2 separate regions of the Homo sapiens genome follow, and region 1 is linked to region 2. A link is a contact called in ENCODE Hi-C or POLR2A ChIA-PET data. All regions are on one chromosome and are shown on one strand. The core of a region is the stretch at or near the end of the contact, and the rest is flanking DNA. Distances in the headings are between cores, read along the strand shown.

The links. A loop is a pair of places that touch in the nucleus more often than their neighbours do. ChIA-PET counts read pairs that join two places held with the same protein, here RNA polymerase II (POLR2A). Pooled maps may share reads with other maps.
Region 1: a map of CD4-positive, alpha-beta T cell shows a loop between it and region 2 (4-fold over the local background). The contact joins two enhancer-like sites. A Hi-C loop is called at or near these places in 3 of 168 maps with a recorded cell type or tissue (B cell, CD4-positive, alpha-beta T cell and mammary epithelial cell), 1 of 37 single-sample maps with no recorded cell type and 6 of 50 pooled maps. POLR2A ChIA-PET finds 5 or more read pairs at or near these places in 13 of 52 experiments (CD4-positive, alpha-beta memory T cell, GM12878, HEK293 and 9 more).

The regions. Positions count from the first base shown.
Region 1 is chr3:177,107,305-177,112,752 of GRCh38, forward strand. All of the region lies in intron 1 of TBL1XR1 (TBL1X/Y related 1), which reads right to left. Among named protein-coding and RNA genes, the nearest start is that of TBL1XR1-AS1, 73 kb to the left of the region's middle. Within about 2 kb of position 2,612, at least 3 of the 41 ENCODE cell types and tissues checked have a DNase peak (open chromatin) inside an H3K27ac peak, as active enhancers do; they include B cell, CD4-positive, alpha-beta T cell and OCI-LY7, where a contact is called at or near this core.
Region 2 is chr3:177,143,591-177,148,367 of GRCh38, forward strand. All of the region lies in intron 1 of TBL1XR1 (TBL1X/Y related 1), which reads right to left. Among named protein-coding and RNA genes, the nearest start is that of TBL1XR1, 52 kb to the right of the region's middle. RefSeq lists a silencer at 951-1,245. Within about 2 kb of position 1,986, at least 8 of the 41 ENCODE cell types and tissues checked have a DNase peak (open chromatin) inside an H3K27ac peak, as active enhancers do; they include B cell, CD4-positive, alpha-beta T cell and OCI-LY7, where a contact is called at or near this core.

The DNA.
Region 1 (5,448 bases), core at 1,362-3,861, 36 kb before region 2:
TCCTTACAGATTCACGTGAAAAAAAGTTTTCAAATTGGTTTCTTTAATTTCATATTTTGAAAGTTGGCATAATCTAGACAGTATCAGCAAATGCTTTTCCTTCAGTAAATTAAAACAAATATTTCATTTAACTACCACATTCCAATCAAAATAGCTGCCAGAAATACATTCATTTATGAAATCAAGGTTGTATGGGGGTTTTTTTAGTGGAATATTCTTAATTCTGGAGAATGCCAAGTTCTCATCCGGTGTTGGTTTGCCAAAATGCTTTCAATTTAACTTGTTCACCAAACTTAAAATGATACATTCGAACCAGCAAACACAAGCTGTGTTATCTGCCTGACCCATTCAAGGAGCCACTTCTGGTTCACACACACATAGATACACCATCCGGGGATCATGAAACGAAACTACCTTTCTTAAGATCTCATATATTATATATATTTCAATACAGAAAACTCCTCTCTGTGCCCAGCACCCAAGTTACGATAATAAAACACCAACTGAGATTATCTGAATACAACTACTCCATCTTACTTCTCAGTCATTGGCACGCAATGGTCTAAGGCAAACTATGGCCAGTTAGCAGATATTTTTTTATTTTGCAGGCCATTTGGTCTCTGTCACTACTACTCAACTCTGCTATTATACAGCAAAGTAGCCACAGACAATACATTAAAAAATGAATGGGCATTACTCTTTCTAATAAAACTTTATTCAAAAAAAAAAAAGATAACACACCAGATATGGTCCACAGGTCATAGTTTGTTGACTCTGAAGCAATTCCCAGAACCATCCAAATTTCTACAGATCCAGGATAAAGCAAAGAAGCTTTTAGGTTAAATGAGGTAAACATTTTTTTAAATCAAATAAATTAACAGACCAAGCAAAAACACTTACTATTTAAACACTGCCTACTAAAAATATATAACCATTCTATGAAAAGGAAATTTTCTAAGGAATTCAAACATAGTATCTTATGTGGCCCTATATATAATAATGAAGTTCATTAAGAAAATTATAAGTATTAAACTTCAACATTCCTCTGCCATCTTTAGAAACTTAAAAGACAGTGGGGGTAAGAATGGAAAGAATAAGGCTTTCTGTTCTGTTTAAAAACTCAGCTCTTTCACATCATATCCATACAACTGTAAGCAAGCCCTCAGTGTCTTCATCTATATAGTGTATTAGACAGCTTGATAACAAGTATGAACATAGTGTTTGGCTTATTGTAAAGAAAATAAACTAGGATTTATAATCCTATTGAATGCCTAAAGGCATTTTCGCACAGAAGTAATACTAATATCAGTTAATTATAACTGCATGTATAGTTTAAAAGGGAGCAAAAAGGTTAAAAATAGTATAGTATTAAAAGAACAAAAAGAATCAACTCCCTAAGCAAAAAAATTGTTTGAATTATGAATTTCCATGAGTTTAAAAAATACTAATGGTATTTTTATTAATGCAAACAACAAAGAAACAGACAATAAAGACACTGGGCTAGCTGAGACTGGTCCTGGAAATGCGTCCTCTTTGCCAGAGCAAATAGAAGGAAGGAAGAAACAGAAAACACTGGCCATAAGTTGTGGCAATACTAGCTAATGTTCACCAAGCAGCGATGAGAAGAAATGTTATGCCCATCTTAAAAATTAACAGAAAATGAGCTTGCATTTTAGCTTTTTGATGGGATAAGGATATCTGGATACCAAAAATCACTTCTATAATAGAGATGAAAATGTTATTGTCAAACATGTTTTCTTTTCACATTTTCTAACAATCCTAAATCATAATCTAATTCACAGATAAATATGGGGAAAAAACAAGTAAATTGTATATTTGTAATTAATTTTTAAAAACAAGTTAATATATAAACAAAATTACATTTAAAATTGTCAATTTCATACCTTTTCCCAATTTTTTAATTGAACATAAACTGAATATGAAAGCAACCAAACATTCAATCAGAAACAAAGAACCTGCACACTAAATGAACTCTCTCCATTAGAAATGCATTAGTTACTCAAGAAAATACAAACTATCAAGCAAGTCCCCTTTAAGAGAATAGGAAGAAATGTAATTTAAAGCCTATGTTTACCTCCAAGACTAAACAGAAGGTTGTTTTGTTTTTGTATTTTGGGATGATTGTAAGATTTGTCCTGCAGTAGACAACAGAACTATGGGAAGAAAGAAGAGGTGGGGAAAGAAAGGAAGAAGGAAGAAAAAACAAATTGTAATTAACCTTTCTACTAGAGATTGTTAACATTAAAAGTTAGCCCTTTACATCGAGTTACTATTAATTCACCCACTGGGGACAAAACTTACTAAAATACATCAGTAAATAAAACACAGATCCCTGCTCTCTCACAGTTTAAATTCCAGCAGAATTTTGATTAATAAGTAATGTTACAATCATAAATGCTATGAAAAAAGAAAAAGTCCAAGCAGGGTAAAGGGATTCAGAAGTTGGGGGGAAGAGAGGTGAAAGAGGAACCCCTGGGTTGCAATATTAAAGTAGGATGGTCAGAGCCAGAGTTGGTTTGTATTTCAATTGAGAGACAGCAAGATACTCAGGAAGCTTCCTGTATGCTCGATGTTCTGTGTACAGACAATGATGTATGAAGACGTGCCTTATATCTTGGTGTTGTCCGCTTACTACTGGAAGGCATACCTAGAACACTTCCTTATTCACAAAATACGTCATTTATGTTTTAGTTACTCTAATTTTTTCTCTGCAGTATCGATTTGTGCCTGATGCCTCCTATATATTGTGAAGCTACAACTCCTAGGAGACCTATCAGGCATTATAATTGACATGTTGTATATGCAGGCCATGATAAAAGCTATGAAATGCTAAAGAGAAGATGTGCCAAATCAAAGAAATTCTTAACTGTAACCCAGAGTCTATTCAGTCAAAATATTTTCAGACACACATTCTTACAAAATTAACATCAAAGAACTTCAAAGTTTTTCCAAGACACATGATACAGAAAAACAGAAAAATGTCACTAAAATAGAATGTCTAATGACTTAAGCCCTTCTACAGTTTAGGCAACAATTTGTAAATATCCAGCAAAGCTTACAATGTATCTAGGGCTATACACCCACCATTACGAATTTAAAATACCTGACTAGGGAAAAATAACAAAACACAAACCAGAACTTCTTTGCTTAAGAACACCTGGTCTTGGTTTTGTGGTTTTTTTTTCCCTACTGTGTTCACTATTCTTCAGCAGAAGACAAAGAGGAGGCAAAGGATAAATGTCTGTGAAAATGCATAAAGCTAGAACTATGAAGACACTAAGCTGAATTTTTTCAATACCTTCTATTGTAAATGCACAGGAATAAATGACAGTATGTCTGTGACTTATGCCTACTATTGTACCTAAAACACAATTCTAGATATGAATAAGAATTAAATGAGATGAGAGGAAGGAGTGGTCAGAACTTAATGAGAACGGGGGGGATATTTTGGGAAGCAGATAAGTGTGAGAACAAAAATCTTACCTCCTCTTCATGAGAGAAAAGAAGCCGGAAATTGTCTAAGGAATACTTCTTCTAGATAGGGTCCAGAAGAGGAAAATATCTTTCAAACAAAGAGGAAAAAAATGTGTTGTGTATGATTTTCACCCCCTTGATCTCACGTCAAGCAAATCAACAGTTGAAAGGAACTGCTCTAACAACTCAGACTCAACTAGACAAATTCACAAAACCTAAGTAGGCCACACCTGGCATGTGTTTACAGAGAAAGCTACAGGACAGGACAGGCTAGCAGGGCAGTATCACGCCAGGCACACAACAGGAGGACATGCAATCCAGGAGCTATTGTCTTTGCACCTCTCCCTACTATCATCACCATCACCATATCATTATTCAGGTAGGTATGCAAAGGGCAAAGAATCCACAAACGATACAAAAGTTACCCTGGGTTAGACACACCTGAGTTCCACTGAGAAACCACTATGATTGATTTTTTTTTTTTTTTTTTAAAGACAGAGCCTTTCTCTGTTGCCCAGACTGGAGTGCAGTGGCGCTATCTCGGCTCACTGCAACCTCTGCCTCCTGGGTTCAAGCGATTCACCTGCCTCAGCCTCCCGAGTAGCTGGGACTACAGGTGCATGCCACCATGCCAGGCTAATTTGGGTATTTTTAGTAGAGACAAAATAGCTGGGAGGATCGGTTGAGCCTGGGTTTCACCATGCTGGCCAGGCTGGTCTTGAACTCCTGACCTCAAGTTATTTGCCCATCTAGGCCACCCTAACTGCTGAGATTACAGGCTTCAGCCACTGCGCCAGGCCCACTATCATCTTATAAGCATCTCCTGGACATATCTTCCAGGGCACCCAATCCACGAAGGATATGCTGTTTTAAGAATGCATCACACCTTCCCAAACCAGGTGCAGTTCACGTGTCAGGAATCTCTTTGCCATACCCTATATGGTGGCTGTTAATATTGACATTTCACTTTAGATTTCAGATGAGTCAGAGCTAAACATTAAACCAAGGTCATTTATTCACAGAAAGAGAAACGGTTTAGGGAACCTTTTACAATGCACCTGGGTCCTCATCCCAACTCTGCCTGTAGGGTGCCAGTGGTCTTAGGCCTACAACTTAAGCCTCTTAAGACTCACCACCAACAAGCAATGACTGGGTTTATTGGATTGACTGCTAAGATCCTTTGAAGCCTTTTAAAAAATAAGAACTAGGCCCTGAAACGAAGAAGAAAATATCTCCTGCCTTCTAAGAAATAAGACAACAAAGATATAAAATCAAATATATATATATATATATATATATATATATATATTTTTTTTTTTTTTTTTTGTGAGGGGCTCTGACTCTGTTGCCGAGGCTGAAGTACAGTGGCACCACCTCGGCTCACTAAAACCTGCGTCTCCCGGGTTCAAGCAATTCTCCCACCTCAGCTTCCCAAGTAGCTGGGATTACAGGCGTCTGCCACTACGCTCAGCTAATTTTTGTATTTTTAGTAGAGGTGGGGTTTTGACACGTTGGCCAGGCTGGTCTAGAACTCCTAACCCCAGGTGATCCACCCACCTCAGCCTCCAAAAGTGCTGGGATTACAGGCACGAGCCACGGCCCCCGGCCTAAAGTATCATTTAAATAGCATGGAAAACTTGTTTTGATCATAGGACAGTTAAAGAAAAGCTGTCTCATTCAATCCCCTTTGTTTTATGCATACAGATTGAGATCGGAAATGGTTAAACATTCTTATCAGAGGTGATAAAATGAGTATTAAACTCTACATTGCTGGCACACTCAGTATCATTTAAATCTGACTATTTTGTACAGTACATAATATTGTCCGTTTTAAAAACAAGTAATTAGGTGCCCGGCCAAATTTCTACTTTTCAAGAAAAAGAAAAGTATGAGAACACTTTTTTGTGAAAGCCCTCAAAGACCTGCTGGGTGCGGTGGCTCACACCTGTAATC
Region 2 (4,777 bases), core at 736-3,235:
GTGCCTGTGCAAGTGAAAATTCAGTAAAATACTAGATTATATTTATCTCATTAAATTATTGTAACTACCATGTGAAGTAGGTAAATGAGCAAACTTTCAAGGTGATGGGAATCTGAGAATATTATCCAATTGTTTAGGTTTCAATTCAGTGAGGGTACAGCTAATTATATAAGATGGGTCTCTGATAGTTCATTCAGGCTCTAACAGAATTAAATTATCAACTGTGGTCATCTGCAATGAAGTGACTAAAGAAAACAACGCTTTGGGGAACAAGTGAGACTGGTAGAAATCTATGAAGGTCATGCCACAGATATACGAGGACAGTGGAGTGGGGATGACTGCTTCTAACAGTGTTGGAGTTAAGAAAGTGACATATTCAGGCCGGGCATGGTGGCTCATGCCTGTAATCCCAGCACTTTGGGAGGCAGGCGGATCACCTGAGGTAGGGAGTTTAAGACCAGCCTGACCAACATGGAGAAACCCCGTCTCTACTAAAAATACAAAATTAGCTGGGCATGGTGCTATATGCCTGTAATCCCAGCTACTCAGGAGGCTGGGGCACGAAAATCGCTTGAACCCCGGGAGGCGGAGGTTGGAGTGAGCTGAGATCACACCACTGCACTCCAGCCTGGGAAACAAGAGCAAAACTCCGTCTCAAAAAAAAACACAAAGTGACATATTCACAGCATAAATTTTTGACTCATGGCACTGACAAAGAAAGAGGCAGTTACTAAGTACAACATTAAAGAATCGTTCTCCATCTTAAGCCAAGGTTAGAAAACGTTTTTCTGTAAAGGGCCAGATAGTAATTCTTCCAAGGCCAAAGGTCTCTGTTGCAACTACTCAACTGTGTAGTTGTGAAGTGAAAGCAGCCATAACCTGGCCGGGCGCGGTGGCTCACGCCTGTAATCCCAGCACTTTGGGAGGCCAAGGCGGGTGGATCATGAGGTCAGGAGATCGAGACCATCCTGGCTAGCACAGTGAAACCCCATCTCTACTTTAGAAAAAAAAAAATTGGCTGGGTGTGGTAGCGGGTGCCTGTAGTTCCAGCTACTCAGAGGCTGAGGCAGGAGAATGGCGTGAACCCAGGAGGCGGAGCTTGCAGTGCGCCGAGATTGCACCACTGCACTCCAGCCTGGGCGACAGAGGGAGACTCCGTCCCAAAAAAAAAGAAAAAAAGAAAAAGAAAGCAGCCATAACCTACACATAAATTAATCAATGTGGCTGTATTTCAATAAAACTTTACACATGAAAATTTGAATTTCATGTAATTTTTAACTTGTCACAAAATAATATCATTCTTTTTTGATCTTCTTTATTCAATTATTTTAAATTATGGAAAACATTTTTAACTTGTGGATCACAAAAAAACAGGCTGGCCACATTTGGCCTGCAGACTGCAGTTTGCCAACCCCTGCTCTAAAGCTTTAAAACCAAAACTCAAATGCACAGGCTGATTTTGTTGACTGTTTAATTATAACTTCAAGTGGTACCAGGCAAGCTTAACGAACAGGAACCTAGTGGTTATCAAACTGGTTTGTCTGCAGGAACCTTGGAAAGTCCCTAAAACCGTAACATAAAGACATTCCACTATAATCCTATGTGATCTACACCAGAGGTATGAAAACTACAACCGGAGGCAAATCTGACCCACTGTGTTTTAGTAAATAAAGTTTTAATTGAACAGAAAAGCTCATTTATGTACTATTTATGGCTGCTTTAGCACTACAATGGCAGCACTGCATTGTTTTTTTCAGTGACTGTATATCTGGCTCCCTATAGAAAAAGTCTGCTAACTCCTAACCTGGGTAAACAAATATGTATGGAATACAGAGACCTGACAAGGGGGACATAAGCCACCAAGATAGAAAAATAACAGCCTCTCAAAGTTCGCAGACCCTCTAGAATAAAGGCAGTAAGGCAAGGTATCCTTTAGACAAAGCTCTATAATTACATCACAAGTACTGTGATTTCCCTCTTGGCTTTCCACAAAGATCAACAGCCCCTTACTAAGGTAACCATGTACTTGAAAAGTGAAACACCCAGACCTTTCTGGGACTATAAAAGCTAACTCTTAAATCTCTAAAAGACCCAGATAGCACCAATGTGGCACATTTGTCAGAAAGAGGAATGACAGTGGTCAAATAATAAAGTTTTGGTCAAAAGTCCATTTATCAGAGTAGATTAACCCTCCCAATTTATTGGTTATCTTCTCCAGGTGTTGAACATATAGTTGCAAAGGGCAGTCTTAGTTTTCCAACAGACAAAATTCCCATACTGATGCCATGACAGGTGGAGTTGCAGGGTAGTTTTTATCAGGAAGTCTGATGGAGATCCCAGGAGCTCTCCCTCCAAACAAAAGTAATTTGCATTCCTGAAAGAATTGTCAAAGAACTGAAAGATGCAAGGATTGCAATTCCTAGCAGGTACCTACTTAATACAACTGTCTGGCTAATACAGAAAACAAATATTTTTAGAGGATGACTGTGTTTTAATCTTAATGACTACAAGGAAGAGCTGGTATTCATATGTGATCTGCTTAGTTCAGTACCTGATATGCAGCTATCATTCTGGCAAAGGTTTCTCTATCTCTACAAACAGAATTTCAGAAGCAATTTGCTTTCATTTGGCTTGTACAGCAGTACATCTTCACTATACTGCCTCAGGTTAAGTCAGTTTTCTGGCTTTCATATGATATGCTTTGTTTGTTTTGAGATGGGAGTTTTGCTCTTGTTGCCCACGCTGGAGTGCAATGGCGTGATCTCGGCTCACTGCAACCTTTGCCTCCCGGGTTCAAGTGATTCTCCTGCCTCAGGCTCCCGAGTAGCTGGGACTACAGGCATCCGTCACCATGCCCAGGTAATTTTTTGTATTTTTAGTAGAGATGGGGGTTTCACCATGTTGGCCAGGCTGGTCTCGAACCCAGGAGGCGGAGGTTGTGGTAAGCCAAGATCACGCCACTGCACTCCAGCCTGGGCAGCTGAGCGAGACTCCATCTCAAAAAAAAAAAAAAAAAAGTTGTATTCACTACTACTTTTACCAAGATCATCAGAAAAATTCTAAATAACAGGAAGCTATCAAGCTCACAGTATCTAATAATTTTCCAAAACCCAAACTATCACGTGAAATCTCAGATTTTATCACTGGCAACAAATACCGTCCGTTGTTTTCCTTAAAGTAAAAGCTCACTTTGTTTGAGAAAATATCTCTAAAATGCTCATGTCAGAATCACCATAGTGAGTCACTGTTTCAAGCGAAAATTAAAGAAGGCTGGTTCTGCTCATAACTCAAATAATGCCCAAGAGTTTTCCCTCTGAAACCATCATACTTTTGCATTCACAAGTATTTTATGAACATTTCCCATTTCATCACAAAGACCATTAAAATGATTCAGATTCAGATCATGATTTTTTTAGATTAATACTTTTTACTGCTTCATCAAGGAGATTCCTAAGACTTTTTTTTTTTTTTTAAGAGATGTAGTCTTACTCTATCACCCAGCCTGGAGTGCAATGGCGTGATTTTGGCTCACTGCAGCCTCAACCTCCTGGACTCAAGGGATCACCACAGCTCAGCCTCCTAAGTAGCTGGGACTACAGGCACGCATCACCATGCCCAGCTAACATTTTTGGTTTTTTTATAGAGACGAGGTCTCCCTATGTTGCCCAGGCTGGTCTCAAACTCCTGTGCTCAAGCAATTCTCCTGCCTCAGCCTCTCAAAGTGCTGGGATTACAGGGATGAGCCACGATGCCCGACCAAGTAAAACTTCGTTTACTATAAATATGTGGTGATGGTGCTGCAGAACATAGTTTGAAGAAACTGCACTGATTTTTTCCTAACCAGCAAGTTTTCCAAAACATCACTTTTGAGCCAAAGTGCAAATGTCAACACAGTGAAAGAAAGTACTTATGATTATTAAATTAGTTTTACTCTGAAAGGGTCTTGGGTTCAACAGACAGCGCAAAATGTATTTCTCATTTTTGTTGTCAGCTACAGGTTGGCTACAGGCATCTTCTTCATTCTGGAATCTAGCAAAAGAAATAGTCTTTATCTGGCCCATTTTTCTTGGGGCTGAGGAAAATTAGCAAAAATCATTCATGCAATGGCTCCTAATAAGGCTTCAGCTTAGACATGACAAATAATCACTTCTACTCATCTTCCAGTGGCCAAATCAAGTTCCATGGCCATTCCTGATGTCCACAGGAACAAGGAAGTACTCCTCCCACAAATAGGAGGTCCTGTAGGGAGAAGCCAGTAAAGAAGGGAAGCAACTGTTTTTGAATAATGTGATCTACTATAAGCAACAATTAACTCTTGAGTTCCTCTCACCTCCACACCAAACAGTACCACATTTCACAGGGGACACAGAGCTACCTGGTAGCAATATGGTAACACCCAGAATCTTTCCACCATTAAGAAAGTTATCTCTGTGAAACAGACACTTAGCTTTTGTCAACAACCTTACTTATTCTGGCTACCATGGAAACAAGTCCGTTATTTTATAATTTTTTTGTTCTGAATGAAGAATCAATTTTAGGATCTAAATAACCAACTCACCAATTTAGAATATAACACAAACTTTTTATAAATTGTAGATTTTTTAGATGACAGCTAGTTAAGGATGTTGAAAGTTTAAGTACAAAAGGAGGTATACATGCTGATAGGGGACAGTTAAGTATTTACTGTTGTGGACATCTATCAAGTTTGAAAAGACTTTTTAATTTGTGGATATTTCCACGTTCTGAAATCTACTTACTATCTAAACTAGAAATTAGA